7 separate regions of the Mus musculus genome follow, and all the other regions are linked to region 1. The links are chromatin loops, found by intact Hi-C in ENCODE. Cell type or tissue: heart. All regions are shown on one strand. Region 1 overlaps Pip5k1b (phosphatidylinositol-4-phosphate 5-kinase, type 1 beta). Region 2 has its middle 48 kb from the start of Gm50341. Region 3 holds the start of Fam122a (family with sequence similarity 122, member A). Region 4 has its middle 16 kb from the start of Foxd4. Region 5 has its middle 9.2 kb from the start of Pgm5. Region 6 has its middle 52 kb from the start of Tmem252. Region 7 has its middle 39 kb from the start of Tmem252.

Region 1 (4,000 bases):
CTTTGGTGTAGAAGATGGGACTGTAGCTGTTCTTGAAGGATTTGAACACTTTGGGTGAAGACATCTATCTGGGTCTAATCTGGTGGAATGTCACTGACTGGATTTTTGAATGTTGGTCAAAACTTGTGGTTTATCTGGTCTCCTGCCAATCTCCTGTGCTCCATCAAAGAGCCCTGTTGCTGCAGCAGGTAGATGTCAGGGAAAAGACTGAGGTCAAGGTCTCTCATTTCAAAACTGTTAGTGCAGCAGTAATATTTTAACATTAATTTCTTTCCAGAGGGCGGGGAGGTGATGGAGGACATCAATGATTCATGCATCTTGATTATTCTACAGGGGAACTTCTGGTACTCAACTGAGCCTGCTGCCAATCTCCGTGGCTCCATGAGCACCTCAGAGCACACCGACCTGCAGCTCCAGGAGTCTGGTTTATTGATTGATTGATTGACCTCAGCTTCTGCTGTACTTGGGAGATGGGGAACTGAATCCAGTGCTGATATCATTTGACAAAGAGCCCAGGCTTTGGTTCCTGGCTGCTTTGTCATCAGCATGAAGGGCTATCCCCAGCCACACTAGAGCTAAGGACATTGTGAAGCCGAAGGCTCACCAGGCCCTGTCTGTGGAAGTACGGAGAGGTAGTGCTGCTTTCTACTGGAGTACACGATGGTTGTCATGGGCTAACCCATGTCCCTCTAAGGTGGAGGCCCCTAACTGTCATTCACCCAGAGTATGGCCTTGTTTGGAGACAGGGTCTTTACAGAGGAGATCTGTTTAAATGAGATGGTAGATTAGGTCCTATTTCATCAGGACGAGTGTCCTACTAGAGCAATGGTTCTTTTTTTTTTTTAATTTATTTATTTATTTATTATATGTAAGTACATTGTAGCTGTCTTCAGACACTCCAGAAGAGGGGGTCAGATCTTGTTACGGATGGTTGTGAGCCACCATGTGGTTGCTGGGATTTGAACTCTGGACCTTCGGAAGAGCAGTCGGGTGCTCTAACCCACTGAGCCATCTCACCAGCCCGAGCAATGGTTCTTAATCAGCGGGTTGTGACCCTTTGGGTGGGGGTGGGGCACAAATGACCCTTTCACAGGTGTTGCCTAAGACCATCAAAAAAAAACCCACAGATGTTTACATTATAATTCATAACAGTAGCAAAATTACAGTTATGAAGTAGCAATGAAAATAATTTTATTTGTTGGGACATCACCACAATATGAATTGTATTAAAGGGTCATGGTATTAGGAAGGTTGAGAACTACTGTTCTAGACACAGGGAGTTTGGACCACACAGACACACACAGAGTAGACATTGTGTAGACCCAGGGAGTAGACAGTTATCTGTAAGCCAAGTAGAGAGGCCTACACAGATTCTCTGGAAATGGAGCTAGGGACCCCACTGACACCTGACTGTGAACTAACTCCCAGTCTATAGAGACACGAAAGAAGACCTTCCTACACTCTAAAGTGACTTATCCTAGTGCTTGGCTGTGACAGCTCTAGCAAAAAGAAACAGTGGCCAGGAGCCCCACGGATTTAAAGAATACTCTTGTCTTTAAATTATCCATATTTTCATTTTATTATATTTAATCCTACTCCCCTAAGCAGGATAGGTCACAGACAGCATAAGGGAGGCCTGGAGCACTGGGTGTTTGTTGCTACTATGTTACACTTGCTGACGCTTCTCGGCCTTTTGGCTAAGATCAAGTGTTACCCTTGCTGTCTCAACTGCAGAAGTGGCATTTTCTATGCTGGATTAAAGGGTCAAGAGGAGGCTTTCCCAGAGACTAAAGTGGGTGAGAAGCGCATGCTGGAGTCTGAGAGATGAGCCTCTCTCCTCTCTGTTTTGCACGATTCTAACTGCAGCCTCCAGGCCAACCTGAGACGGCAGATGCTAGGCCTGTGGTATGAGATGCCTTTGATGCCCAAAGACTCTGCTACCTGATGAGCTGAGATGCATTATGCTGGAAGAATGTGGTCAAGTGCACCAAGAGGAAACAGGTTATTGAGCCCCATACTCACTCTTCATTAGGTTTCAATAGAGCCTTCAGTCACTCCCCCAGACCCATGGGCAGAGCTGCCTTTTCACCAGTAGGTGGCAGCAGAGGGTTTGTGGAAAGGAGGGACACCGATCAGTGAGTTTGTGGCTGTCAATCATAGGGGCTTGCTTTCAGAATCAGAGGAAAAGTGATTCCGACTACCAGTAAACATATGAAGCCCAGAGAGGTTGCAAGCACAGGTAGCGATCTGTCCTCACATCCGCTCTGGGAGCAAGGCACTGTGGGTATGTTGTGTTCAGACCCAGGGCCTCTAGGAGGTGACACATTTCTGTTGCTTAAGCCACACAGTTTGTGATAATTTCTTACAGCAGGAGAGTAATACAGGCCAACAAACAAAGGAAAGCCAGGCCTTCAGGCTCCTCCCCTGGACCCCTTCTCATGTACTGTCAGACTTGGTCAGCTTTGTTTATATTTTTAAATTTTATTTTATTATTTTATATGCATACGTATTTGTCTGCATGTGTATCTGTGCATGTTTGGTGCCTGGAGAGGCCAGAAGAGGGCACTAGATCCCCTAGACCTGGAGTAACCTAGACCTGGGAATCCAGCTCCCTCGGGAGAGGCAGTGGGAATGCCAGAGTTTCCAATCAACACCCCCTGGGGCAGCCGGTACTGGCTTAAGCAGGTAAAGATTAGAGACCCTTACTGATGCGGTGTGGCCGGGGAGGCATCATTCACCTCCAAGCCTAAGGATTCAAGTTCAGAAACTCAGCTTCTTTTTGCCAAAGCCCCTGCTTTGAGTTTTCTAAGACCCCTGTGACCTAATTTGTTGAGCGTTTGTCTTGGTATTTTCTCAGGCTTTCCTCCCACACCATGGCGTGGCAGCTGTTTATTCAACCACGCTCACTTCTTTGCCACCCTTCTTCCCATGATCAAAGGGTAGCATTAACAACCCCAAACACACCGAATAATCAAGCTGTCCAAGGGCTGACAGTAGGTCAGCACACTAATCTCCAATACTAGTATGGCAGAGAATTGGGGGTGGGGTGGGGTTTAACTGTTTCTTTTCCTTACATGCAGTTATTTTTGCACTTCAAACAGCCATTTTGCAGAAGCACTTTCACAGATAAAGGGCGTGTTATTGAGAGGATGCTAATGTGGCCAGTGTAAAGGCAATGGGATTGAGTAACAGAAGGAGAGAAGTCGCTGTTGGGTGGCAGCCATCCTTTAGATTTCTCTGTTAATAAGAATGCAATTCCTTCACCTCTCACTGACAACCCGTTCCCTGGGAGCCACGAAAGGGCACTCTCTCCCACTCCATTTCCCAGTGGGAATGGCTTTTTGTTGGTTCCCCTCCCCAGGCAGGCTGCCTTAGCATCCCAGGGTGACAGGCAGCATCGGGGGCTGATATCCACGCGACCATCCCGCTAGGAGAACGGCAGAAGCTCGCATTTCCCATCAGTGCGGCCCACTCAGTTCTGTTGTTTGCTTTTCAATACCCCAATCTGTGGCTCATCAGCTCAGCATTCAACAGGAAACATCTTTGGTCACACTGGATAAAGCCATCTTAAAAAACCATCTCCCTTGGATTTGAATATTTGCAAATGAGCCAGGAAGCCGAGGGGTGTACAGTGTGAAGGTGAAGGACCTCTGGAAAGCAGTGTTGGGCGAAACATTGGTAGGACCTGAATTAAATGCCTGAATACTGAATGATGAAACTGTTATCTCTCCTCAGAGGTCAACCATCCTTTTAAATTCCAGTTCAAGTTACAGAGAAAAGTCACAAGGCCTCTGTAAGCCCAAAGGCACAACTTTGGGTGGATCCCTAAAAGGAAATCTCAGGTTACCCAATACACACAAATCAATGTGGTGTAAGTCTGCATATTTCACAGGGATATAAATTAAATACTTAGTTTGGATCAGTTGACCACAAAGTGGGTTAGGATATCACTACTAAGAAGGAAACATCGAATCTTCAAGGGAAAAGCCTCACAAGAGAC
Region 2 (4,000 bases), 300 kb after region 1:
TAAGGACACTGAGATACATCAAAGTCCAGGTCCTGGCAAAGCAAGCATGCATGGAACCTTCAGGACTGGCTCGCATTGTTATTAGCATTTGTACCTTATCGCTTTCTTGAACGAGGTCCATCTTTCATCTTCACTCAGGCAAGGTTGATGACCACGTCTAAGGTCCAGCCAAGCACAACGCAGTACTGTAACCACCTCAACCACAGGGACACATACGGTGCGGTCGGTCTGATACTTCATTGTCAAGTGGCAACTCTGTGTTCCAATCGTATTTACACAGAATACAGGTTGAATTTGGAATAGGGGCCTTTCCAGTGGATCCCCTTGTTGCCCTTTCTGACACCCTCCCCTAAAAACAAAGAGGACAGGAGCTGTAATTTGGTGCTTGAGATTTCTACTGGAATCTGCCACCACTGAAACCAAAATTCATTTCCAGGAGAACTGACCCTCTGGGCCCACCCCAAGCCAAAGTTAACTAGAATTATTCCATGGTCCTGTCCACTAGCTCACAAGATGCTGTGAGACAGAGTTCTGCCTCTCTTATATTTTTGGTTGTGAGCCCAGCCTTTAATGGCTGAGCCATCTCTCCAGCCTGCGTTCTGCCTCTCTGATATCAACTATGCCCACCTGTTTACCCCAGAGCCACCTCAGATGTAGGCTGTTGGCATAGGGTCCGTGACACCACCCACCATCGCTCAGAGGCCTCATTACTATCCTCTTAACAGAGTCTTCAGCAATGAGATGCCTTTTAGGGTCACCACCTGAAACTCTGTTAGCCTGTGTCTCAGGGAGGAAATGCCAATGGAAGCCCTGACTCTAGAGTTTTTTTCCCAGGCCTAGAAGCATGTTCCTTCCATTTTCTTCAGTCCCAATTCTCTTCCTCTGTCTTGCATATCAATTGGCACAGGCAGGAGAGTGTCAATCATAAACCAAGTACCCACCATAAATACCTTAAAATAACTCGACAATAGCCCCATACCAGGGATGTGTACTTCGCTTTGCCATTTCTCATCTCTGAGACTATCTATATAGAGTACCTGAGCTCCTAGGATATGGCAGGCTCTTCCCCAAGGCCGACTCTCATTGTCTCTTTTAAGGCTGCCACCACACCCCTCCACACTCACACTGCTAACCTCTGTCATCTCGTCCCCTAGTTATAAAATACAGCGGATATCAAGACATCTTTTCTGCCAGCTTCTTGGTTTGGCCTTCACTAGCAGGTGGGTGTTTCACAAATGATACAGTTGGCCCAGTTCTCAGCAAGGACTCACACATAGTCCTTAGCTATGCAGAGCCTTCTGGGTTCATGACAATGTCAAACCCTATGTGTGTGTGTGTGTGTGTGTGTGTGTGTGAGCAGTACATGATCATTATAGTGAAGATTGAGCTCTTTTGAAATGTAAATCAATTACATTTAAGAATAAAAAAATTCTTCTGCACCCAGAGAAAGGGAAGACAGGAAGAGTCTGATGGTACATGAGCCGGCCTTTGAAGAATGAGGCCTGTGATAAGAGTTGAAAGGGAGAGGAGGGGCAGAGTGTGAGAAAAAGTGATAGCATGAGAGAGATTGTGCAGAGCTGTAACAATGTAATATAACCCCATACTTTCCATTCATCTTAAAGCTCCAAAGGTGTCTTTTCTCGTTATTAAAAAGCAATGTTTCAGCCGGGCGGTGGTGGTGCATGCCTTCAGTCCCAGCACTTGGGAAGCAGAGGCAGGCGGATTTCTGAGTTCGAGGCCAGCCTGGTCTACAAAGTGAGTTCCAGGACAGCCAGGGCTATACAGAGAAACCCTGTCTCGAAAAACAAAAAACAAAACAAAACAAAAAACCAAAACCAACCAACCAAACAAACAAACAAACAAAAAAAGCAATGTTTCAGACCTTTCTTCAGGACTCAAGAGGGAGGCAGAGGAGTCACGTGGGATAAGTCTGGGGACAGGACAGGAATGACCCATCCCACTGACAAACTGATGCTCTCCCTCACCTACCATATTCTATGTCCAGCTCCTTTCTCTGAATCTAGCTTTTGGAAACAGTGTGTGTGAGCCTGCTGGTCAGCACGTCGGGGCCTTTTGTTCTACCCTGATAGAAGTTGTGGGGAGGCAGAGGCAATCTCTCCACTAGCCTGGCCTCTGGCACCTTTATGTCCTTGGACTTTGATCACAGGGAATGGTGTCAGCAGGCATGTGGGACGGGCAGCAGGCAGCACCATCTAGTGCCAAAGATCTCACACAGGCTTCAGGTCGCAAGACCCTAGCTTCACAAATGGCCCAGCTCTTTTATAGGCTTATAAAATTGGGATTCCTCCACCTCTGGAAGAACCTGGCATTAGGATTCTTCAACTTTTGACAGCAGCTACAGTTCTTAAGTCTGGGATATGTGAGACCCTTGGCCCTATGGATTCGACAGCTCTCTGAGACTCTTCTAGTGACCAGAGCCTGCAGTTCTTCTTATCTACCTGAAATGATTAATCTCATTGCCTACTTGACTGGGTTACTAATCACCCAGGAAATCAAGGAATACCTCTGCGTTTACCAGCGAGGTCAGTTCAGAGAATTAACCGAGGGGGAAAGGATTCACCATGTATATGAGTAGCACTGTGTGGAATAAGAAGAAAAGGAATTTGAACTGAACACTAGCATCTATCTCTCTCTCTGCTTGCTGTTCCCCAGACATGTGAGTTGAGGCATCCCAGTCATACTCTCTGGCCATCAGGTGCCATCTTCCCCCACTCTTCCCCTGCTATACTGCACTGATCCCGGAAAGAAACTTTTCTCACCTGATTTGCTTCTTGTCAACTGTGCAGATTACAGCAACAACAAAAGTAAATAGCATCCTGGTTCTTCCCATGTGTCTACTGTAGGCATATATTTTTCACACCCTAATTTAATACAGATTCAACTTCTCCTCTAGCTCACCACCTACCAGAGGTAATAGAAAAGAAAGGTTATTAGGATACAGGGAAAGTGGACCTGTTTAAAAACAGTTCTTTGGAGTGATTCCAGTCTTTGTTGTTTTCAGTCCCGTCCACTTGCAAACACCAAACACGAATCAGCAGCTGCAGCCCAGTCCACTCGGCAGACACCACACCTGAATCGGCAAGAGCAGTTCAATCCAGAAGAAACCGCAAAGCTTGCTAACCACCTGAGTCCACAGAAGTGACAGAAGCCACAGGAACCCCACGAGAAGTTCTTTGGGGAGTTTCTCTTTATGAAGTCACCACAAGTGAAGCACAGCAACACAGTGTAAAGTGGATCAATACATGTGTGTCTTCAGTGAAGACTAGGGAGGCAGAGCAAAGCGAACCAACGCTCGAGCTCACACCGTCTGTGGGGTCATATTTATATTCTTTCTAGCCATCATTCGTTCTTTCATGTGTCTGCTATAGCAAAACATCCTTTCACCTGTGTCTGCTTTAGCAAAAACATCATTATAACTTAACTGAGTCTCCAAAGAAACCAGAACTTTCCAGTTTAGCCTACCTTCCCTCATCCTCAGCAGTCTACCCTCCCATCCAGTCCTGCTGTGTTGTTCCTTTCATTGCTACTCTGGCTATACTTTTGAGTTTTGAAGCCGCCTCTTGTCTCTGTGGTCACTGTCACAGTCACCACCCTTTGGGAGGCAGCTTCTCTGCCTTCACTACTGCTGCTGTTGGCCACCTATCCCATGGCTCTTCCTTGGTGGCTGTCAGTGCAGCTAGCAGCATTGCAATCTGCCCTGAAGACCACTCAGCTCTGCATCTTCTCCAACTAGCAGGCAGCTGGTCATTCCACTGTGTTTGCAACCTATTGCTGGCTGCTCTGCTGTTCATTTTTTTGTTATTTCTTCATGTTATCAGCTTCACATACTCTATAAAATATAGAAAAAAAAAGACTCTTAGAAAGAAGCCCATTAGGGACCTAATGTAACATCATAAGAGGCAACAAACAGGTGTCTCCTTGCTGGTTCACCAAGTGAGCCAACCAGCCCACTGTGATAGCCAGAGGTTAATATGGATTG
Region 3 (4,000 bases), 180 kb after region 1:
GGTAGAGGCAGGTGGATTTCTGAGTCCGAGGCCAGCCTGGTCTACAGAATGATTTCCAGGACAGCCAGGGCTATACAGAGAAACCCTGTCTCGGAAACTTCCCCACCCCCACCCCCTGGCAAAAAAAAAAAGAGAGAAAACCTAAGTGATGATTTATGGATGTGACTGTCCACTGATCATCATCGGTCTTTAATTAACTGACATTTCCAATGCTGTTAATATAACTCCAACTACAGAGATGTATCACGCTGTTAGAAACCCAAGTCAGAGGTACCTTTATCTAGCCACGCCCTAGCTTGGTGGGAAATGGGAAGTACCTGTTGGCAAGGAAACAACTGCTTCCTTCCTGAGCAAGGGAAAAAGATGAAGGTGACAGATGGGCAGAGCAAAAAAAGCAGCCACGAGCTGCTCTGGCTTCTCATTGGCAAGAATTTTAAGAATGGAGACGTGACTGGATAGCTTCAAGTCTATCAAGGATTGAGAGAGTATCGTCTGTCTGGGTATTCTCCAACACTCAACGGTGCTTCTCACACATTTACATTTCACAAGTGTTAAATCTGAGATGGCAGCAAGAGCCTTGCCTTCACCTGTCTCCATGTGAGCTAAGACTACAAGGCACCGTCCCCCTGCTTGTTTAGGACTATACCCAAAAGAATGCACTTTCTGGTTAAAAATGTTTTCACAAAGAAACTTGTCATTTCTGTACTTGTATTAGTGTGATTTACCAGAGTTACTATGAAAAGTGTTAGAAAATGTCCGTAAATATTTACTTTATATACTGAATTTTAAAACATTTGCTGCAAGTGCTATTTCTCCTTTTGTCGTTTTTCCCTCCCATCCACCTTTCTGCCTAGGACATTAAATACCAAGGGCTCCTGGGTAAACTAGACAACCAATGGACTGATATGACTAACATTCTTTTTAAAGCTGTAAGTAGGTAAATTCTTCAGTAGATGTAAAATAGCAACCATTGAAAACACCAAAAATTAGTGTGCCATGAACTATGGAATTTTAAAACATCAGTTTACTAAACTGAAATTCAACATTTATATTTTCATCAGAACTTAATAATCCCATAAATAAATAGAGCTCTCAATTATTTAAAAAATCAAGGGATAACATATGTATTTAGACATATTAGCAGCGTAAAATGTATGCTTCAACACACTTATTGATAAAAAGTCCGAAAATATTACTACACTGAATTCAAGGGCATCCCCAGGAACCTGACATAGAAATTCTCTAGAATAACATTTCAGGAATTTCCAAAAAGAGGGAAGAGTCAAATAGGAAACGGCTTTAACGTAATCGACAAAGTTCAGTGCTTGCTCTAACTTGATTTTTTTCTTTCTTTTTTTTTTTGTTTGTTTTTGTTTTTTTGTCTCTCCATTGGGGGAGGGGGATTCAAGATGAGTGAGTCACTTTGAGGAAAGTTCATCTACTGGAATAAAGGGGGAGGCTGCTTGGGCGGGCGACACAGGAGAGTCGGTGGTAGTGCTGACTTTCGCTGGTGAGTTACAGGAAGATCCGGCACTGCTGCTGTTTCCATCCAGGGTATCGGAAGATACGCACACACCGGGGTCTGACAGCTGTGCAACGTCAGAAGACAGCATGTTGGTGATGCCCTGGAAAAATCTCTTTGGCTGATAATCAGTTTCCATTTCACATTTTCTTTTCAATGGTCCAAGAACACTTGGTCTAATGCAGTTGATGGGACTCTGGCTTCTCCGGGTGGTAAATCGGGTGGTTGGGCTGGGAATGGGACTTGGAGGCAGTCCGTTGCTACTCACAAAACTTTGCAAGGACGGTGAGAAACACTGCTTCCCAATTCCCCGGGTCGGGGACGGTGCCGGAGACACCGGAATGAAATCGATGCGCTTCGGGGAGGCGGATTTCTCCACGTCGTTGTCACTCAGGCTGAAACTTTCCTCCCAGGAGTGGCTTATCTGCATTGCGGTCTGCACCTCGCGCTCGTGAACGGTCTCTCGGTTGATCAGGTCCATGCCCTCCTCCTGTTTGATCTGGTGCAGGCGGCTGCTGTGCATTCGGACCGGCGAGGCCGGGAGCAGCAGGCCGTGGCGGCTCGGGAACGTCGTGCTGTTCCGTCTGGCGCTGGGCGCCTCGGCCTGGAACACCGGCGACGAGTCGCTGAGGCCGTGGATCAGGGGGGCGCTGTTAGACCTCCGCAGGCCCCCGCCGCCAGGGCCGCCGCCCTCCGCCGGGCTCGCGCCCGCGGGCAACTCCAGGTCCAGCTCCATCTTCTCCTGAGCCATGGCGCGGCCGGGAGGCGGGGGCGGTGCTCAGTCAGGGCCCTGGGACTCCCATTCCCCGCGGCCCAAGGCCGCCGCCGCCGCCGCCGCCTTCGAGAATCTGTCAGCGGGTTCGCGCCTCTGCGCAGGCGTGCCCCTTCGCGCAGGCGCCCTGGCACGCCCGTTCTCGCGGCGCCAGCTTAGTGCGTCATGGCTGCGGCGCCGCGGCGGGGGCAGGGGGCGAGCAGTGGTTGGGCGACTCCAGTGTTCGTTTCTTCCGCAAATAGTCACTGGGCGCGGGCTCGCGGGAAGGCAGGTTACGGAGGCCGGGGCATTGAGAAGTGTATGTGCTTATGAAGCAAGTGTGAGCTCAGAAAGATAGGCCCTTGGTGATGTGGGGCTTCATGATTGAGCTTGGCCCGGCCTGGTGGGCTTCCCAGAGGGAAGTCTGAAGGAGGCCACGGCGGCGCTTTGTAAAACTGGACTGGAAGCAGGGAGCCACTGCTACCCAGCTAGGTGACAGACAGGAACCAGGAGGACAGGGTTGTTAGCCTGATGGTGGACAAGAGCAAGTTCTGGGCTTTTTTTGAGAACAATGAACTCCCGGGCGTTCTCAAGGAAGCATATTAGGGTACAGGAGCAGCCTTTGGCTGAGGTCTGAGGAAGAAGACATGGGATTAGAACCTACAGGGAAAAGGCCAAAGAGGAGGTTGATTTACACTAGGACAGAATCGGGGAGGGCCAAGAGAGAATAGTAGACTTAAGGCGGTTGGGAGGAAGAAGCTTTGTGACATCTTTTTTAAAAAAGTTGTCATATTTCTGCCGTTAACCGTGCACATACTAATGTTCACTTGGTGTGGGAATCCAATGAAAGAAAAAAAAAAGACACATTCATAGATCAACAGATTTTTAGCTTATGTAATTAATACAAAACTTTGTATCTCATTAACAGGGAAGTTGTATGTGTTCATTTATTCAGTCAAGTCTCCTATTCGGGCATACCTACTTACTATGTACCAGGTACTGTGCTAGGAAATGGACTTGTGTGAGGACATTCAGTTTCTACTGGGTGGGAGTGGGGGATGAGAAAATAGGGGACTTTTGGTGGTATGGCTGGAGGTAGAAGTGGGACGGTGTGGTCAAGCACTACCTATATATAGCCCTTGAGGGGCAGTTGGGCAGAGTTCAGTTGTAAATGACAAATCCTGTGGACTGTGGGAGGTGGGGGCAGGGCCGAGTGTTCCAACCAATGCGAAGGGCCAACATACCCACCCGTCTGGGGAAGAACAAGGAAAGAAAAATCAAGAAGGAGACAGGTGACCTGAGAGGTCAACGGACTGAGCGCCCAGTCCTATGATTATAAGTCCCTGAGCAGTATTAGGCAGGGGAATAATAGGCTTGGGCTTTATCTGTTATGGTTTGAGATGGAGTCTCACTAAGTCATTGCTCAGGCTAATCTCAAACTTCTGGGCTCTAGTGATTCACCTCACTCCCAAAGGAAGTAGGGCTAAGGGCATATCGTGCCACACTCAGCATGGTTTTTGCTTTAAACACCATGGAATGAGCTGAAAGGGGGCCAGAGGCAAGAGTGGAGGCCAGAAGATAGAGTAGAAAGCTGCTACAGAGAGCAGAATACTGGGGTAGGGTTGTAACAGTAGGGAATGGGGAGAAGGGGATCCACTGATGTCATCTGGGATGAGATTTGCCAATAGGTTAAATTTCGGTGTTCAAAGAAATAGGGAGGCGGGGAG
Region 4 (4,000 bases), 580 kb after region 1:
TAAAGTCTCTTTGATGATGCCCTGAGCCTGGATAACTGGCCCATGAGCTTCCTGATAGTCTCCTGTGTCAGCTTGCCAACTTCCTTAGGGGGCACTGGAAGGAAAAACTAAGAGCTACAGAGTCGGGTTTTCACTGAGTTCTGGGGATGCGAACTCAGGTTGTCAAGTCATGGAAGAAGACAATCAACATCCCCCTCTGGCCTCCATACATTGTGCACAAACCCACACACTCAGATGCATGCCCCACACACCAAAGCGTGATGGGGTGTACCTGAAGTCCTGGTGTTAGAGTGCCAGAGAGAGGTGGGTACCAACCGGGGCTTCCCTCTGGTCTTCCAGAGCAGTTTTCAGGTTTTAACAATGAACCTGTGCCCCCGCAGTCCCGTCCGTCAGCATGAGGAGTAGGTTGCCCTCCCCATCTCAGTTCCCATGGTCAGAATCCCTAACTAATCTTCTACCCACGGGGCACTGCGAGCGTCGCAAGCTGTTGTTGCAGCTGCTCACACCAGCAACGGCTCTTGACTTGCTGAACACCTTCAGTATTTCCAGAGCTGTGTTGTCACGGTTCACCCAGCTGCACCGAGGACTTCCTCCCCCCCCCCCCTCCCCAGCCACATCTGCACCTACAGCCTCCCTCCTGCCCCCCTTCCAAGCCCATGATTGATCCATCCTCCTGCACTTCAGACCCCAGACCCTCGGGAGCTGGTCCCATCAATTACTTGCTCTCTGTCTGGAATCTTTGGCTTCCCCATCCCTAGGGCTCTTTAACTTATTCATCATAGAAACATGTTCAAACCTCTTCCATTTTGTGGAAAACAAAACAAAAAACAAAAGTCCAAAACTGCCTTTAACCCTTTCTTCTTTTGCAGCTTCTTCAGTCTTTTATAATCCTTGTCCATACACTACACACACACACAAACACACATGCACACACACACACATATATGTGTGTGTGTGTGTGTGTATATATATATATATGTATGTATATGTATATATCGTTTATCAGTTTCAACAGTGTCACTGCTCATAGAAATCGATCTCCTTCCTAGAAACCCCAGAGAGGAAGGAGAGACTCAGCTTTACTGTGCCAGCCACAGGAGCACAGGTGCCAGAGCCACAGTAGGTAGGGTCAGGGTGTCACTCACTGTCCACGGCTTGTCCAGCATGCATGAGGCTTTAAGTTAGACCCCCAGTATTGGGAGAGACCAGTAAAGAGTCTGTCCCCCCTGGAACTGAGAGCTGCCCCCGGATGTGAGTTAGGTGCTAAATCCATGACAATCTTAGGGGGAACAGCATAGTTTTGTCATTCTGTGAGTTATCTCCTCTCCCAAACCTAACTTTGGGAGGCATTAGAATACTCCTTAGCAAGCTGGCAGAGAGATGGGGAGCAGAAAGAACCTAGCATTTCAGAGCAGAGGTCTGATCTCTGGCTGAAGGGTAAAGTCTTGGGTGTCACTGAGAGTTGATGCTTTACATTGACTGTCCCTGAGGTCGGCCTCACCATATGTCACGGACATGCCAGAGGACGGCTTCTGTAATAAAAGCACACATGTGACATTTACCATCCTAACCTAAGCAGTTTTGATTGTGCACATGAATAGTGTTGAGTACACATGGATTCGCAGAAGAGCAGAGAACTTTGTAAAAAGCTCTTTTTATAAACAGAGTTGTTGATGCATATAACCAGTTAAGTATATGCCCTTAGCCTGCTATGTCATAAGAAGAAAAGAGACACAGACATAGACCCAGGGAGAACCCCTTAAGGGAGGCAGAGATGGAAGCAAAGCAACAGCCGTGGAGCAGTGCTCCCACAGAGTGATGGTCATGCACGGAGTGCTGGAGGAATGCTTAGCCTGGCAAGCAACAGGAGAGCCCAAGATAAGACACGCAACAGAGACTTCCCTGCAGCCTTCCGAGAATGCACGGTGCTCCCAACACCTTACTTTGGATTTCTGGCTGCTGTGAATAATGAGGCAGTTGTTTTCGGCCACCCAGTTTCTGGTGTGTTGTTTTGGCACATTTATGAAGTGGATATGCCTGCCCCTTAAGTCACTACAATCTTCCTTCTGGATCTAAGATTCCTTTACATATAAAGGGGTGCAGCAAACCCAGCCTGCATTTTATATGACCTTCTGAGTCACACGGTGTCTCTAGCCAGCTGACAGTCCTTTAGCTCTACCCAGAGGGAAATCATGGTAGGCAAGTGGAACCTCACCAAAGGCTTCTCTTCTGTATTTGGATGCAGAGACCTCGGGCATTAGGCAGCAGGAAACAGTGAGGATGCTGCCCTCTAGTGTTACAATCTTGTACTGGCCACAAGATCTCTCGGTCCTTGACATCAGCTGGTGTTACAGCTCTTGACCTGGGGCCGCTGAGACCTTTGACGCTGAGGACTTGATAACTCTCTGGTTTAGAGACCAAGGCTTACAGGTGCTCTCCTCTGACTCCTGACAGGCTTTTATCCTTCAGCCCTAGCTCTCCAGCCTCCCTTGTCATCTCTTTCCTTCGTCACTCTTCTTCCTGCCTGACCACTCCAGATCTGCTTAGCTGAGAAGACAGGTGCCTCGCTGCCTTCACAGCCTGGCCTACCGATTGCTCAGCTACAGCTGCCTCTGACCTTCTACTCTGTCTGCCCCTGACACTGACATGCCCACCACTCTGCTGCCTCTGCTGCCTCTGCATGCTACAATGTCAGCAAGAAAAGCTCGCACTATAACACCTGCAAACTCAGGCAAAACAGGACAGTCTTTCCTGTCACCTCACTTCTGAGCAGTCTGCTCTTGCAGCCACAGAAGGGCTGTTTAGGCCAGTCACAACCCACTGTCTGGGTCAGTTACAGCCTTGCCTCTTAGCAACAATCATGCGCATTGAGGCTTATAATTTGCACCAATCATGGCCTCACCTCAGCAACAGACACAACAGGCCTCTGCTAGACCACAAGGAGATGCACCCCACTCTGGCAAAGGTGGAAATTGTAAGCAACCTTGGAAGCTGGCTCAAGACACCCCAAGACCAAGGCACAAAGGAGATTAATTTGTCCCAGAGAGACAGAGGGCATGGATAAGGGACAAGGCATGAGATAGAGGAGAAAAGAGAAGGAGATGGGAAGAGGGAAGGGGACAGAAAAGGGAGTCAAGGGAGAGGGGAAGAGGTATTTGTCAGGGAAACTAAGGACTGCCTTTGGATAGAGTGGAGACAGACATGGTCCATAGGCAAATGGCAGTTTATAATGGTAAGACGGGAAACCCCACGTTAGGATGAGGTGTTTTAATTTAATTGGGAATGTTAATTAGGTGAGCCAAAGGAGACTTTTGATTTCTGGGCCTGAGTACTCTGACAGATGGACCTTGGTGGTCAGCCTCGGGAAGAGGAATTGATCAAACAAGGGGATAGACCTTGGCTGATCAGCTTTAGGAGTGTAATCTAACAGTTTCTTAGCAAGGCAGAGAGAATCAGGAAGAAGGGCAAGGCCTGCCAGAGACATGCTCACCACACTCGAGCTGGCCAGAGTCCCTTCAGAAATGGTTTCCTGAGGCTTGTGATAGGCAAAGGTCTGCTTTCAAACAGCTCTGGCTGATGTTATGCCTCCAGGGGCCAGAGCAATGAGCTACGTGAAGTCTTGGCATAGTTGTCTCAAGGCATCTTTGGAGTGCTCCAGACAGCTGGCTGATCCTGGCATAAGGGCAGGTCAGCCGGCTGTTAGACTGATAGTCCTTTTGCTCAAGACAGCCAGGACAGCTGTCAGACAGCTGTTAACTGAGTCTGTTTCTTTGTCTTCCACCACCTTTGCTTATTTATAAGAAATGAACATCAGGAGTACTTACCATAGAGACTAGAAGACATTACCAAAACACTAACTGACTTCAACAGAGTTTTTTAAAAGATTTTGTGTGTGTGGTTGGTGGAGGTATGTGCATGTGAGTGTAGGTCTTGCCAAGGCCAGAAGAGGGCGCTGTATTCCCAGGAGCTACAGTTACAAACAGTTGTGAGCTATGACCAG
Region 5 (4,000 bases), 570 kb after region 1:
TTTATTTGCATACATGTATGCCTGTGCACCACATTCGTGCAGTGCACTAGGAAGCCAGAAAAAGGCATCAGCTCCCTCTAGGACTATCCTTAAAGAGGGTTGTGAACCACAAAGTGGATGCTGGGAACTGAGCTGCAGTTCTCTAGAAGAGCAGCCAGTGCTCTCAGAGCCTCCTTCTCTCCAGAACCAGGGGTGGCATGATTTTGTTCCATAAAGAAAACACAGAGGAAATTCTAGACATTCTACACACACACACACACACACACACACACACACCACACCACCACTGACTAAATAATTCAGTAACATTACAGGTTACTGTAATGGTACTCAACTGTTGGATATGAACATCCCAGAGGCCAGGGGAATCCAGAGGAGTGAAAACTTGTATATAGTTCACACAGGAATTACAAGCCAAACCATACCTATGTCTAAACATGCTGTGTCATTCCCTGGAGCCCATCTGGAGAGCCAACAGGATATTTATACTCAAAGGAGGGGAGAAAAAATGACAGGGTAGAGGGAAAGCCTCCAGGATAGTGAGGCCTTACCTTGGAAAGCACTGATGATTAGCGATATCTGTTCCTGAGCCAAAGGTAAGACTAATGACTTTGATATTATAATCATAATCAGAAAAATCTGTCACCACTGGAGAGGATATATGGCTGGGCTCAGCTCTCTATCTAACAAGAGAAGGTAATATTTTCAACACACGTGAGGATTTTTGTTTATCTTGGCTTATTATTAGGAAGCCCGTGGCCTCTACATCGTGTTGAAGTGCACGATGTACCCAGTCCTACCCCGTGTTTTCTATTATTCTTAAAGGATTTCAGCTGCACGATGTTCAACAACAACAACTTTTCTGCCGAAATCTGGCTTTTCTGAGATGACTATCCAGAGACAGAAGGCACGGATAATCAGACAGGGGCCTTCCTACCAGAGCTGCTTCGGTTTAACTTGAAAAATCTCACATCTGGGACCTAATGGCTAACATCTGAGGCACCAGGTCTTCCCGGAAGCAAGCACTTCATGCTCCCACAGTTCAATGTGCAACCCACAGATTGCTTGCCGAGGAATGGAAGCCTTCAGGGAGAGCGACGTTCCACCAGCCTCTGATTTAGCGTTCTCTGAAACAGCTGCAAATATCTTCCTCTTCTCTGGGGTTAAAAAAAAATGGACTCTAATTGCTGAATCTCCTGATTTAAACGGCTAATTCATCTCACCAAACGTGTGTTGGAAGGAAACTGAGCGCACCAGGCCCCTTCCAGATCATTCCACACAAGAGATATTGCATCTTATTCTGAAAAGATAATGGGTCAAATATGCTCTCAGTAGGTGCCAAATCAGTACAACCCCATTACTAGTGCCATGGGATGCTGGCCGCTGGCACCAGGGGTGGGTGAAGCAAGTTTGTCAGTTACATTGTCCCCTTAGCTTGATCTTCTATGAAAGACAATTAACAACAAGCCCAAAGTTGCCTACTGCTTTGAAATAAACAGTGCAAAAGTAAAAAGCTAACACTTGGGTCAGTTTTGTGTTGTCCTGTTTGAGACTGGGTGTCACTATAGCTTAGGCTATCAATTCTGTTTTAGCTTTCCAAGGGCTACAACAGCCAACACCTGCCACCATGCCGGGCAGGAATCACAATGTCAAGAGTGAAGTCCCCAAGCAGTGAGCTCCTGAGAAATGCTGTACTTCCATTGCCAACCCCACCCAGAGCCAGAGTCCCAAAGTTCAACTGTCCTTTAATACTCTAGAATCAAAAGATGGTTGTTAATAGTAAATAAATAAATAAACGGGGGAGGGGAGCTTTCAAGGGGCTTCCAACTTTAGGAGGAAGTCCATAAGAAGAGAAGATAAATCAACTTTCTGACTGTAAAAGAAAATATGAACAACTGCATGGAACTGTGCAAGCACACACACACACACACACACACACACACACACATTTAAAAAGCAGTCTATGGTTATTGTGCATGGAACAGCCCACAATGACCTCTCCCGATAACTCCCCACAGCAAATTCTCCTTTTTCTGTTTTCCTGCACAGTTTCAGGCTACTTCTTCAAGCTTATTTTATATGGCAACGATCAGTCCACATTCTGTGACTTGCAGATCTCCTCGCATCACCCCACCCCATCCCACTTTACCATCCATCCACTTATGTTTTTAAAGGCTGCCACCGCTGCCCGGCGACTCAGACAGAGCAACGACAGAGCAGGCAGCAGTACGTCATTCAGAAGTCTTTATTTTTATTGCAACAGAGAGATGTCTCGGGCTTGCAATGCAGAAAGAGCACCGGCTGGCTGTACTCCGTGCAAAGAGAGCATCCTGTGAAAGGGAAAGTGGGGTTTTATCAACAACGGGGGTCAATCTCCTCTTCTGAATGTGGTCCCAAGTACTGAGGCACCAGTGGAGAAAATGGTCAAACAGCGCCACCTAAAGGAGGAGCCAAGAAATGCAGCAGACGCGTGTCCGCGAAGATCTGCAGATCTTCCTGTGACAACAGTGACAGGAAGGCTGTATGATTGGTTTGTCATCACTTGAGAGAAACACGGATTCTAGGATATATTAAGGAGGAAATATTAGACCAGGCTCTACTAAACAATGGGGAGAAACCCTGTGTAGAGAAAAGTTTGTTTGTTTGTTTGTTCCATTCAAGGTTCCTGACATCTGAAATGATAGCCTAGGGAATCCTGCCTTATATCTGGAGCAAGAAATGAAGCATTGCTTCTTTGCAATCAAGGCACCCCACAAAACTCAAAACAAGCCCAGACTTTAGGAGCTGCCTTTTTGATTCATAACTAGTTTATTTTCAGAGTCTTCTGATTAAAAGGGACATATTACAAAGAAACTTTGCCCTTAAAGGCACACATGACTACTGCAGAATCTTTCCCACAGGGAGCAGCACTGACCTCTGGCCTCCCCATCTTCTCTTTGTTCTCCCTCTCCCTCTCCCTCTCCCTCTCCCTCTCCCTCTCCCTCTCCCTCTCCCTCTCTCCCCCTCCACCTCCACCTCTACCTCCACCTCCCCCTCCCTCTCCCCTTTAAGGTTAACATAAAACAGATCTCCACCCTCTCTGCAGATGGCAGCCTTGCCCAGGAGCGGTTCCTTTAAGCCACCTGTCCGTCCCAGGCCCTGACTCTAAGCCAGCCAAAGTGGGGAAGATTCAGTCACTATCGCCTTTCAACTCCTGGACCCCACAGTTAACAATAGAAATATTAGTCCTTTGCTATATGAAAGGCAGAAGTTTAAGTCCTTCCTTTAATGGGATCCTTGTTGAAATGCAACTGCGACTGACTCTGGCTTCGATTTGCCTTGGAGGAGCTTTTTTCATAACTCAAATCAAAGAGAAGAACGTGCATTCTTGCTAAATTCCAATACGTTTTATTGTTCATTTTGTGTCATGAATAGTGGTCTTGGGATTCAGAGCCTAGCTACACTGCCAGTGGCCCTACACCCTTCCCACCTGTGTCTACCAGACAGCCTGTGTCTGTCAGCTCTTCAGACATCACTAGTTGTCTAAGGTAACCAACATGACAGAATGCTTATTTTGGTTCACAGGGCTAGAAGTTTTACCCATGTTCTCTTGGCCTTATTGCTTTGGTCTAGTGATAAGCCAGCCTGTCATGGTGGGAGCATGTGGCAGAGAAGGCCTGTCCATGTCATGGTGGAAAACTAAGAAACAGGAAAGGGGAAGGTCCCTGATCCCCTCTAGAACTTACCCTCACTGAGCTAGCCTCCGCCTACCAATTCCTACCCTAAGGTTGGTGCCTATACTCAAGCCTTTAGCCCTAGGGACTACAGGGACGCTTACCCAAACCATAGCACACCCCTTCTCAAATTCAAAATTCACAGATACAATTCATAGGCCACATGAAGCTCAAGAAGAAGGAAGATCAAAGAGTGGATACTTCGGTCCTTCTTAGAAGGGGGATAAAAAATACCCATGGTAGGAGATACTGAGAAAAAGTTTGGAGCAGAAACTGAAGGAAAGGCC
Region 6 (4,000 bases), 320 kb after region 1:
TTGACAATAATGGACTGAACCTGTGAACCTGTAAGCCAGCCCCAGTTAAATGTCCTTTATAAGAGTTGCCTTGGTCATGGTGTCTGTTCACAGCAGTAAAACCCTAACTAAGACAGGGCCCATAGCTGAGAGAGATTACTGCTGACTTTCCCCTCCCAGCAGCCTACATAGTACTGTCCAGCAGTATGGAAACTTGCCAATAGGGGACTTTCAGCCTCAGCTCCATTTCTGTGATCTCATTTAAAGCATGCAGTGTCTCCAGCAATAGGCTTCATTATCTACTTCTGGTGTCCCGCTCGTGCCTTTGAAGATGTTATGTTCAAAGCACGTAAGCTAGCATGTTGCTAGCATTTTCCTGGCTGGGGGGTTGTTTAGTGTTCACTCCTGATAAGGTTCTAATATGTACAAATTGTGTCCTCATTGGTATAGCACCTAAGGAGCAACCCCTGCCACTGAGCCCCGTTAGTGGGGACATTAACTGATTTTGAGTTGAGCTCTTTACTCGGAGTCCGAGGGAATCCCCTGGCCCCCAGTAAATAGTCTGTAGCAGATACTAATGGTGCCTGCCATTTTGCCTTCTTCATTCTAAACCTTCCCTTTGTGTTATAAGAAGTGATTCTGGAGAAGACACACAATGACTAGATTGTTAAAAAAAAAGGAAAACATCTGGCTTAGCATGCATCGAGAGCCCTTGCATTGATGCATCAAGAATAACATTAGCATGGTGTGGGGATGCTTTCTGGAAGGGGAATACTGGATTTCTTTCATGCATTATTCCTTATATACCATCATCAAAAGAGATGCCCCAGCCAAACCATTTAGGCCAGAACAGCGCAGCCATGACTAAAGGTCCCTGCCAGCACCCACTCTCTGCCATCCGCAAGTTTAAGATCCGTGTGGAGGACAAACATCCACACTGCAGCAGAAAGAACTTCAGACGGAGACTCAGCGAGCTCACAGGCTGACTTCTCCACACAGTCATCTCAACAGCAGGTTTCAACCTGTGGGTCGAATGACCCTTTCTCAGGGTCACCTGAGACCACCAGAAAGCACGGATATTTACATTATGATTCCTACAGCAGAAACCTTACAGTTATGAAGTAGCAACAAAAATAGTTTTATGGTTAGAAGTCACGCATAACGTGAGGAACTGTATTAAAGGGTCACAGCATTAGGAAGGTGGAGGACCACTGGTTTAGGACAAGCATATCATAAACTGGACTCTTCACAGCTCCCACAAACCCTTGCCTGCTGTAGAATTCAAATCAGTGAACAATACCATTGTGTACCCAGATGCCAGGGCCAAAAAATAAATAAATAAATAAAAAAAAAAAAAAAATAAGACGCACCCTTAACTTCTTCCTTTCCTGACTCTAACTAGCAACTTTGGTTGGTTTTACTAACTAGGTTACTAACTAGGTTTTACTAGTTACCTTTGGTTGGTGTTTTAGCACAAAAACAGGACGGGCCGCTTGCCAGAAACCCATTTTGTCCACTTCACACTGTCTCCTCTAACCGGCTTTATTTCAAGCCACACAGATCAACCCAAGGCACAGGTGGCTAGAATATGTCCTTGAAAACATATATGCAAATCACACACGCTCATGCAAACCAGAAATACCTTAAAAATTCCTGGAAATCACCCTGACTTGGCATATCCAGGACACACCTCCAAATTGAGGTTTCTTATTTTAATTGAGATTGGTTTCTACCAGAACAGTCACTACTGGGGCAGGTGGAGCTATTTAAACCTTGAACCACCAGAGGGCGCACCACCACGCCACAACAGGCTTGAGGAATGGGAGAGGTCACGTTTGAAAAACAAAAGAATAATAGATATGTGTCTACACACGCAAAACACCTACACATATAAAATATTAGATATTTATTATTTATCATTCATTTATTTTAAATATTATTTATATCCAAATTTAAATAATAATTCATTATTAGTTTAATGAAATATTTTTGATTTAATTAATTTAAAGTTAATTTATTTTGTTTATTTATACATTATAAATTTATAAGATAAATATGATTTATCTATAGATTATTAATTTAATAATATTTAATTTAATTTATAATTAATTAATTAATAGGCATTTGTTTTAAGTATTTATTATTTAAACCCTATTTTATTTTAATGTGTGTGGGTGTTTTGCCTGCATGAATGTCTGTGTCACATGTGTGTGACGGCTGCCCACGGAGGCCAGGAGGAGGTGTCAGACCCCCTGGAACTGGAGTTACAGTTATTATGGACATGCTCGGGAAATGCCCCCATCCTCTGGAAGGGCTGCAGTGCCCTTAAGCCATTATTTCTTTATTTATTCTGAATTCAAGCCAGCCACCTTCCTCTACTTTTTGCCATATGCATGGATTCAGGCCATACACACACACACACACACACACACACACACACACACACACACATGTTCTTTCTTTTTTCCGAGACAGGGTTTCTCTGTATAGCCCTGGCTGTCCTGGAACTCACTTTGTAGATCAGGCTGGCCTCGAACTCAGAAATCCACCTTCCTCTGCCTCTCAAGTGCTAGGATTAAAGGCGTGCGCCACCACACCCGGCTGGTCTTTCTTATTATTGAATGAAGAAAAGCAACTATGAAACTTCAACTATTCTTTTCCTCAAGGTCAAGCTCCATTTAATATTTTTAAATTATTCATCGTTTGTACGCATGCGTTTGTATTTGTGCATATGCATGTGGAGGCCACAGGTTGGTTTAGCTACACTGACCAACCAGCGAGCACCAGGGGTTCTCAGGTCCCCGCCTCCCCACCACTGAGCCTACAGCACTTGGCTTTTTAATGTGTGTGCTGGGAACCAAACGCAGGTCTCTATGCTTGCATGGCACAACACTCAACTAGCAGAGCCATCTCCCCAGCCCTTCAAACTCCATCTGTAACAGTCTTGTCACATGTCTCAACTTTCCATTTAAGAACTTCCTTTTTTCCCCCAACATAATATATTTATTGATTATTTAGAAACTTCACACACTGCACCATGATCACCCTTGCTTCCCACTCCTCCTAGGTCTGCCTTCTTGGAGCTTGGTCAAGCTCCCAGTGGCCAACCCCTTAAAGATAACTGAGCCTGCCCCCCTCTTCACTTCCTCCGTAGGCCATCTTCTCTGAAGAGCTACACTTAAGCATCTTGATCATACTTTTTAGGGAGTCTCTTCAATGGCTTCCTGTCTAGACTGGTTTGGTCAGGGTTTGGGGGGTGAAGGGGTTGTCACAGAACCCTTCAATGTCTCTCCTTCTCAACTCTGAGTCTGCAGTCATTTATTCCACTACAGAAGATGCTTCCTGCCCACAGCAGCCAACAGCAGCCAGGATCGTGGACTTCCTCCTAGATTTCAGTGGCGTTCCACAGACCACATACTTCAGTACGGTCTCAGGCAGCCATACAGAAAACGGACATCTACACAGCCTCCAGTGGGAGCACAGACCGTGTACATCAACATGGCCTCAGATGGCAGCATGATCCACAGATATCTATGAGTTCTCTGGTGGTAATAAGATCCACAAACATCAGCCTCGTCTTAGATGGCAGCATAGACCACAGACAACAATTTGTCCTCTGGTTGTAACATGGACCATGAACACTAATGGCCTCCAGCAGTAGCACAAACCACAGACACCAATATGGTCTCCAGTGACAGCATGGACCATGGAAGTCTTTCTGAGTAAGCCCAATCCAGAAAAGTGAATGGTCTCCATCTTAGACATCCTATTGATGCTCAGAGACAGGGTGACTGTGCAGCTGGGCTTCACATTCAGGCTACTGCATACCACTCTGCCAGCCCTAATCGGAAACAGCATGTTTCCCAGTCCACTGCAGCTGCGCTCTTGCGCTCTCGGTCCTCCACAGCTGTGCTCCCAGTCCTCCACTCCTGTGCTCCCAGTCCTCCACTCCTGTGCTCTCGTACCCATCACTGCAGGTCTCTAGTTCTGCCATCATCCCATGGCTCCATCACACACCTAT
Region 7 (4,000 bases), 330 kb after region 1:
GGAATCCGAAGCAGTGATAGGGTAAATCTGCAGGGAGAGGGAAGGCCAAAGGAACAAAAGGCAAGTAAGCTTCCTGCTGCCACACCTTTCTTATCTGGGCTGCTACCAGAAGGTGCCACCCACATAGCAATCAAGTAATCAGGACGATTCCTCAGGTGAGGCTCTGGACTCAGGTGTGGCCTTGGCCAATGGATGTAGAAGTCCCATGGGGCAGCTGGAAGACAGTCTTGCTGTGAAGGTTGGTTTTAATCAACTTGCTAGACTGTCTTCTAGCTGCCTCATAGAAATTCTATATCCATTGGCCAGGACCACACAGGGAAGGACAGAGGGCCCAAGGATAGTCTGACTTACAATGGATCACGAGGCAACTTTTGTTGGTTCTATGTATTTAGGGCTGAACCATATCACTTGGCCTTATAAATACCTCATGTACATTCAATGTAAAGAAGGGGACTGCCCAGCATTTGTATCCTGAAGAGAGGTGGGGTATTTGGCTTCATTGCTCCTTATTGAAACAATGGGAGAGGTCACATCCTCCTGGGTACCAGGAAACACATCAGGAAAGAAAGAGGCCTTCAAAATAGGTCTTGAGCAGTGGGAAGGACATTAGCAGGATTGAAAGAAAAGGTCTGCTTACAAAGTCAGTCTAGAGTCCTTCTCTCATGAGGTTTTATGATAGTTCCTGAAATGAGAGCTTACTGCTTATGAATCTGGCTTGAACAATGATAAAGGTTGCAGAAGACGCTGCTACTGCTTTCTATTCAAAGGCCCAATAGCAAACCATGAAGACGCTCCTATCCAGCCAGACCTGTGAACGAAGCTATGCCCTACACTTACACTGTCCAACTAGTATCATTCTAGACATTCTAGATACCAGTGCCATCCATGTCCCGCTCCCCCTCCCCCACTATACCATCCACATGACTGTACGGCACTGAAATACAGCATCATCACCAGCCATCTGTGGGTACCACGTTGCCTTGGGCTGCGGTTCCAGGTGAAGGGAGGGTACGTACTAAGGTGTAGAGCGACATTTCTGGGCTGGGTGAGTAACACTTTTGCCAGGGTAATTATTCATGTTGTGGGTTATCTTCAATCTCCTTCAATTCCTCCCTGCTATAAAAACCCAGTATCCAGTCAAAAGTCTTAGCTGTGTGCAGAAGAGGTACTCAAAGCATAAATTTCATCATTGTCTTTATCTTTAGCACCAGAGCCCTTTGCAGTCACACTTGGGGAAGCACACTGACTCCCCCAGAGTCCATCGGCAGCTCTATTAAATAGGCACGGATAGAGGTGACTTGTGTGGGAACTGAGTGGGCTACTTTCTTATGGCCCAGGGTGAGAGTTCCTGCCATCTGTACATTCCATATTGACTGGCACTACCTCAGGAGTAAAGCAGTAGGAGATATTTTGCATTCTGAAAGTTTCTTGAGGTGTGGCTGACTTGAGCACACAAAGACAATCTATTTTTCAAACAGTTTTTTGAAGAGCCTGAACAGGAGATAATGATTTTTTTATTGGGTAAGCGGATGTCAGATAGACTCAAATGAGACAGAATCCTGGGTTTGGAGGGCACATTTCCACAGGCTCGGTGCACTCAGTGTAAAGCCCGACTCTTAGGTGAAAGCATCAGGACATCTTCGTAAGCAAATACAAACTTGAAATCTCACAGAAGCACGAGGACCTCGCCGTCTCCCTCTAGTGGTCGAGCTGTGTTTCATCAGGTTGAATCTTGGGATGGGGACTCTGAAGCCCTCTTCTGGAGGGCAGGAGAAGCCTTCTGCATTTCTGAGCTTGCAGATTGGCTACAAAGAAGCCTCCTGACTGACTGAGTGCAAAGCCAAAAAAGGACAGACCTGCAGGAGCCACTGCTAAACACTGAATCCCCTCTATGATAATTTGAGAGTATTTTCTCCTTCAAAGACTACTAAAAGCAGAATAAAATAAATTTTTCCTTTGCTCTTTCAAAATGGCTGAATTTCTTGTCTTTTGTTTGTTTGGGTTTTTGATTCTTAAAACAGGATCTCACTATAGCTAGGCTAGCCTGGAAGTTGCTATATATTCCAGTATGGCCTCAAATCTGTGATCCTCGTGTGTCTGCCATTTGAGGGCTGGAATTATTGACCCATACTGCTGTGTCCAGCTTGTGAATCTTTTAAAAAATAAACACATTTTCTTATTTAGCTATCCTGCGGTGTTGGGCATGCGCTGGTACTTAGCTAGTTTCAGAAGCGTTGTGTCTCATTTCTCAGGTGATTTCTGTAGATAGAAAGACAGCTACAGAGAGCAGATATTATGGGCCTCAGAACACTCCCATGGACTCAGCTTGACATGAGTGACGCCATCTTGCCTCCACAGCTGCCTAAAATAACACTATTCAGTTTTCCTCTGAAGTTTTCCAAGAAACTGTAAGCGAAAGCAACCAACCACCACCACCATCGCCATCTACCAAAACCAACCAACCAAACCATGAGTAGAATGTGGGTCTTTATAGGCAGACCCTGGGGCCGAGAATGTGCCCAGCTCTTTGATATTCTCTTAAGATAGGCCAGGTCCACTCCAGCTAAGGTGAGGTCACTTTCGTCCCAACCCTTCTTTTGTCCCAAGTAATTGGATCCACTTAGTCTTGTTGTCATCCAGGGCCATGTGTTTTTGTCCGTAAGTTCCACGATAAATTGCAGTCTATGAGATCCTGCATCTGTCCCTTTCTTCAGTCTCCGTGTACCTGGGCCTGGGTTTTGCTAAAACATCACTGCAATGTGGGGTAGGTTTTGCAGACAGGAAGTGAGTATCAAAGACCAGCGTGTCTATTTCTGACTTAGAGTCTGTGGAGTTCTGACCACACAGCAGATGGGCACCCATAAGTTTCTTTAGGTATAAAATGGAGTTAGTTCTGGTTTCCTTGAGGGATTATTGTGAGGAGGGACAGAGAGTATGTCAGGTGGTACATCACTTGGTGGCAATACTAACCACCAAGAATAAGCAAGAAAAACTCAGTGTTTATTGTTTATTTCATTATTGTTGCTTGAGACAGGGTCTCCCTATGGCCCTCCGCCTGGCCATGAGCTTGTGAGCATAAGCCCCTAAATGCTGGCCTAACAGCTCTACTCCATTAAGCAAGGTGGACACCTGAAACACGCTCTCTCTCTCTCTCTCTCTCTCTCTCTCTCTCTCTCTCTCTCTGTGTGTGTGTGTGTGTGTGTGTGTGTGTGTCTTTGCTTTCTTTTTTAAACAGTACATAGCTGATATTACCATTTGTTCAAAATCTCAGACTTTTAAAAAGTGGCTCTTACTGGGTGGTGGTGGCACATGTCTTTAATCTCAGCCCTTGGGAGGGAGAGGCAGACAGATCTCTGTGAGTTCCAGGACAGCCAGGGCTACGCAGAGAAACCCTGTCTCAAAACCAAACACACACACAAACAAAAAAATTAAAGCTAATAAACAAAAAACCAAACCAAACAAACAAAAGTCTGGCTCTCACTCTTTACACAAAACCAATAAAGCAAAGAGAGGTGGCTGAGGTCTGCATGTGGCTCTCTCACTTCCTCCCACCCAGCTAACCGGCTGGATGGATGCCGCCTGCAGCCTGCAGGGATTCGAGGATTTCCAAGAAACTGTAAGCGAAAGCAACCAACTGGATTCCTCTCTCCAGTCTTCTCCCTCACTAGTTTGCTGCTTCTCTCTAACAGGACTCCCTAGTCCTGCCTGCATTCTAACCTGGGGCAGAATTAGCAATGAAGACTGTTGCTGTAATCATTCTGCTTTATGTAACAAACTAAATATATTCCACCTTGTGGTTCTCTCTGCAGAGCGCACGTTTCCCTTCTCACCTTCTGTGCTGTGTGCCCGCTGCCAGTTGTGTAGAAAAGAACACTCATTAAAAGCGTTGATTTGTACCTTGGCTCCCACGCAAGCAGACGGAAATCAAATGCATCATGTATGGTAAAGGGAAGCCTTTGCTCGAGTGATCGGAATCCACCTCGCTCCGTCTAGAGATTTT

What was found. Peaks named below come from ENCODE experiments on the same cell type or tissue, not always from the same donor. Only the 100,000 strongest peaks of a DNase experiment are listed, where the experiment ranks them.
Region 2: it touches region 1 in a loop (7-fold over the local background); 13 of 42 quality-filtered maps call a loop at or near these places.
Region 3: a loop joins it to region 1, with 4 times the contacts of the local background. A loop is called at or near these places in 15 of 42 quality-filtered maps.
Region 4: a loop joins it to region 1, with 4 times the contacts of the local background. A loop is called at or near these places in 30 of 42 quality-filtered maps.
Region 5: a loop joins it to region 1, with 5 times the contacts of the local background. A loop is called at or near these places in 37 of 42 quality-filtered maps.
Region 6: it touches region 1 in a loop (3-fold over the local background); 26 of 42 quality-filtered maps call a loop at or near these places.
Region 7: it touches region 1 in a loop (4-fold over the local background); 17 of 42 quality-filtered maps call a loop at or near these places.

Annotation. Positions count from the first base shown.
Region 1 is chr19:24,298,994-24,302,993 of GRCm38, forward strand. The region is part of intron 14 of Pip5k1b (phosphatidylinositol-4-phosphate 5-kinase, type 1 beta); the gene reads right to left. Among named protein-coding and RNA genes, the nearest start is that of Fxn, 20 kb to the left of the region's middle. In heart, CTCF peaks have their summits at 2,083 (motif pointing right), 2,284 and 2,567 (motif pointing right); a DNase peak (open chromatin) is centred at 2,108; H3K4me3 peaks cover 752 bases; H3K27ac peaks cover 1,175 bases.
Region 2 is chr19:24,602,112-24,606,111 of GRCm38, forward strand. No RefSeq gene overlaps it. Among named protein-coding and RNA genes, the nearest start is that of Gm50341, 48 kb to the left of the region's middle. In heart, a CTCF peak has its summit at 2,227 (motif pointing left); no DNase peak of the experiment used is centred here; H3K27ac peaks cover 306 bases.
Region 3 is chr19:24,475,084-24,479,083 of GRCm38, forward strand. All of the region lies in intron 1 of Pip5k1b (phosphatidylinositol-4-phosphate 5-kinase, type 1 beta), which reads right to left. It overlaps Fam122a (family with sequence similarity 122, member A), which reads right to left and starts at 2,391. Exons shown (of 1, transcript NM_026520.3): 1 at 696-2,391. The coding sequence starts at 2,273. The coding sequence ends at 1,419. In heart, CTCF peaks have their summits at 2,181 (motif pointing left) and 2,391; a DNase peak (open chromatin) is centred at 2,368; H3K4me3 peaks cover 3,279 bases; H3K27ac peaks cover 2,013 bases.
Region 4 is chr19:24,883,421-24,887,420 of GRCm38, forward strand. No RefSeq gene overlaps it. Among named protein-coding and RNA genes, the nearest start is that of Foxd4, 16 kb to the right of the region's middle. In heart, a CTCF peak has its summit at 2,296 (motif pointing left); no DNase peak of the experiment used is centred here; H3K4me3 peaks cover 238 bases; H3K27me3 peaks cover 1,955 bases.
Region 5 is chr19:24,869,048-24,873,047 of GRCm38, forward strand. No RefSeq gene overlaps it. Among named protein-coding and RNA genes, the nearest start is that of Pgm5, 9.2 kb to the left of the region's middle. In heart, a CTCF peak has its summit at 2,452; no DNase peak of the experiment used is centred here; H3K4me3 peaks cover 527 bases; H3K27ac peaks cover 219 bases; H3K27me3 peaks cover 1,119 bases.
Region 6 is chr19:24,620,260-24,624,259 of GRCm38, forward strand. No RefSeq gene overlaps it. Among named protein-coding and RNA genes, the nearest start is that of Tmem252, 52 kb to the right of the region's middle. In heart, a CTCF peak has its summit at 1,755 (motif pointing right); a DNase peak (open chromatin) is centred at 1,762.
Region 7 is chr19:24,633,061-24,637,060 of GRCm38, forward strand. No RefSeq gene overlaps it. Among named protein-coding and RNA genes, the nearest start is that of Tmem252, 39 kb to the right of the region's middle. In heart, no CTCF peak of the experiment used is centred here; a DNase peak (open chromatin) is centred at 1,731.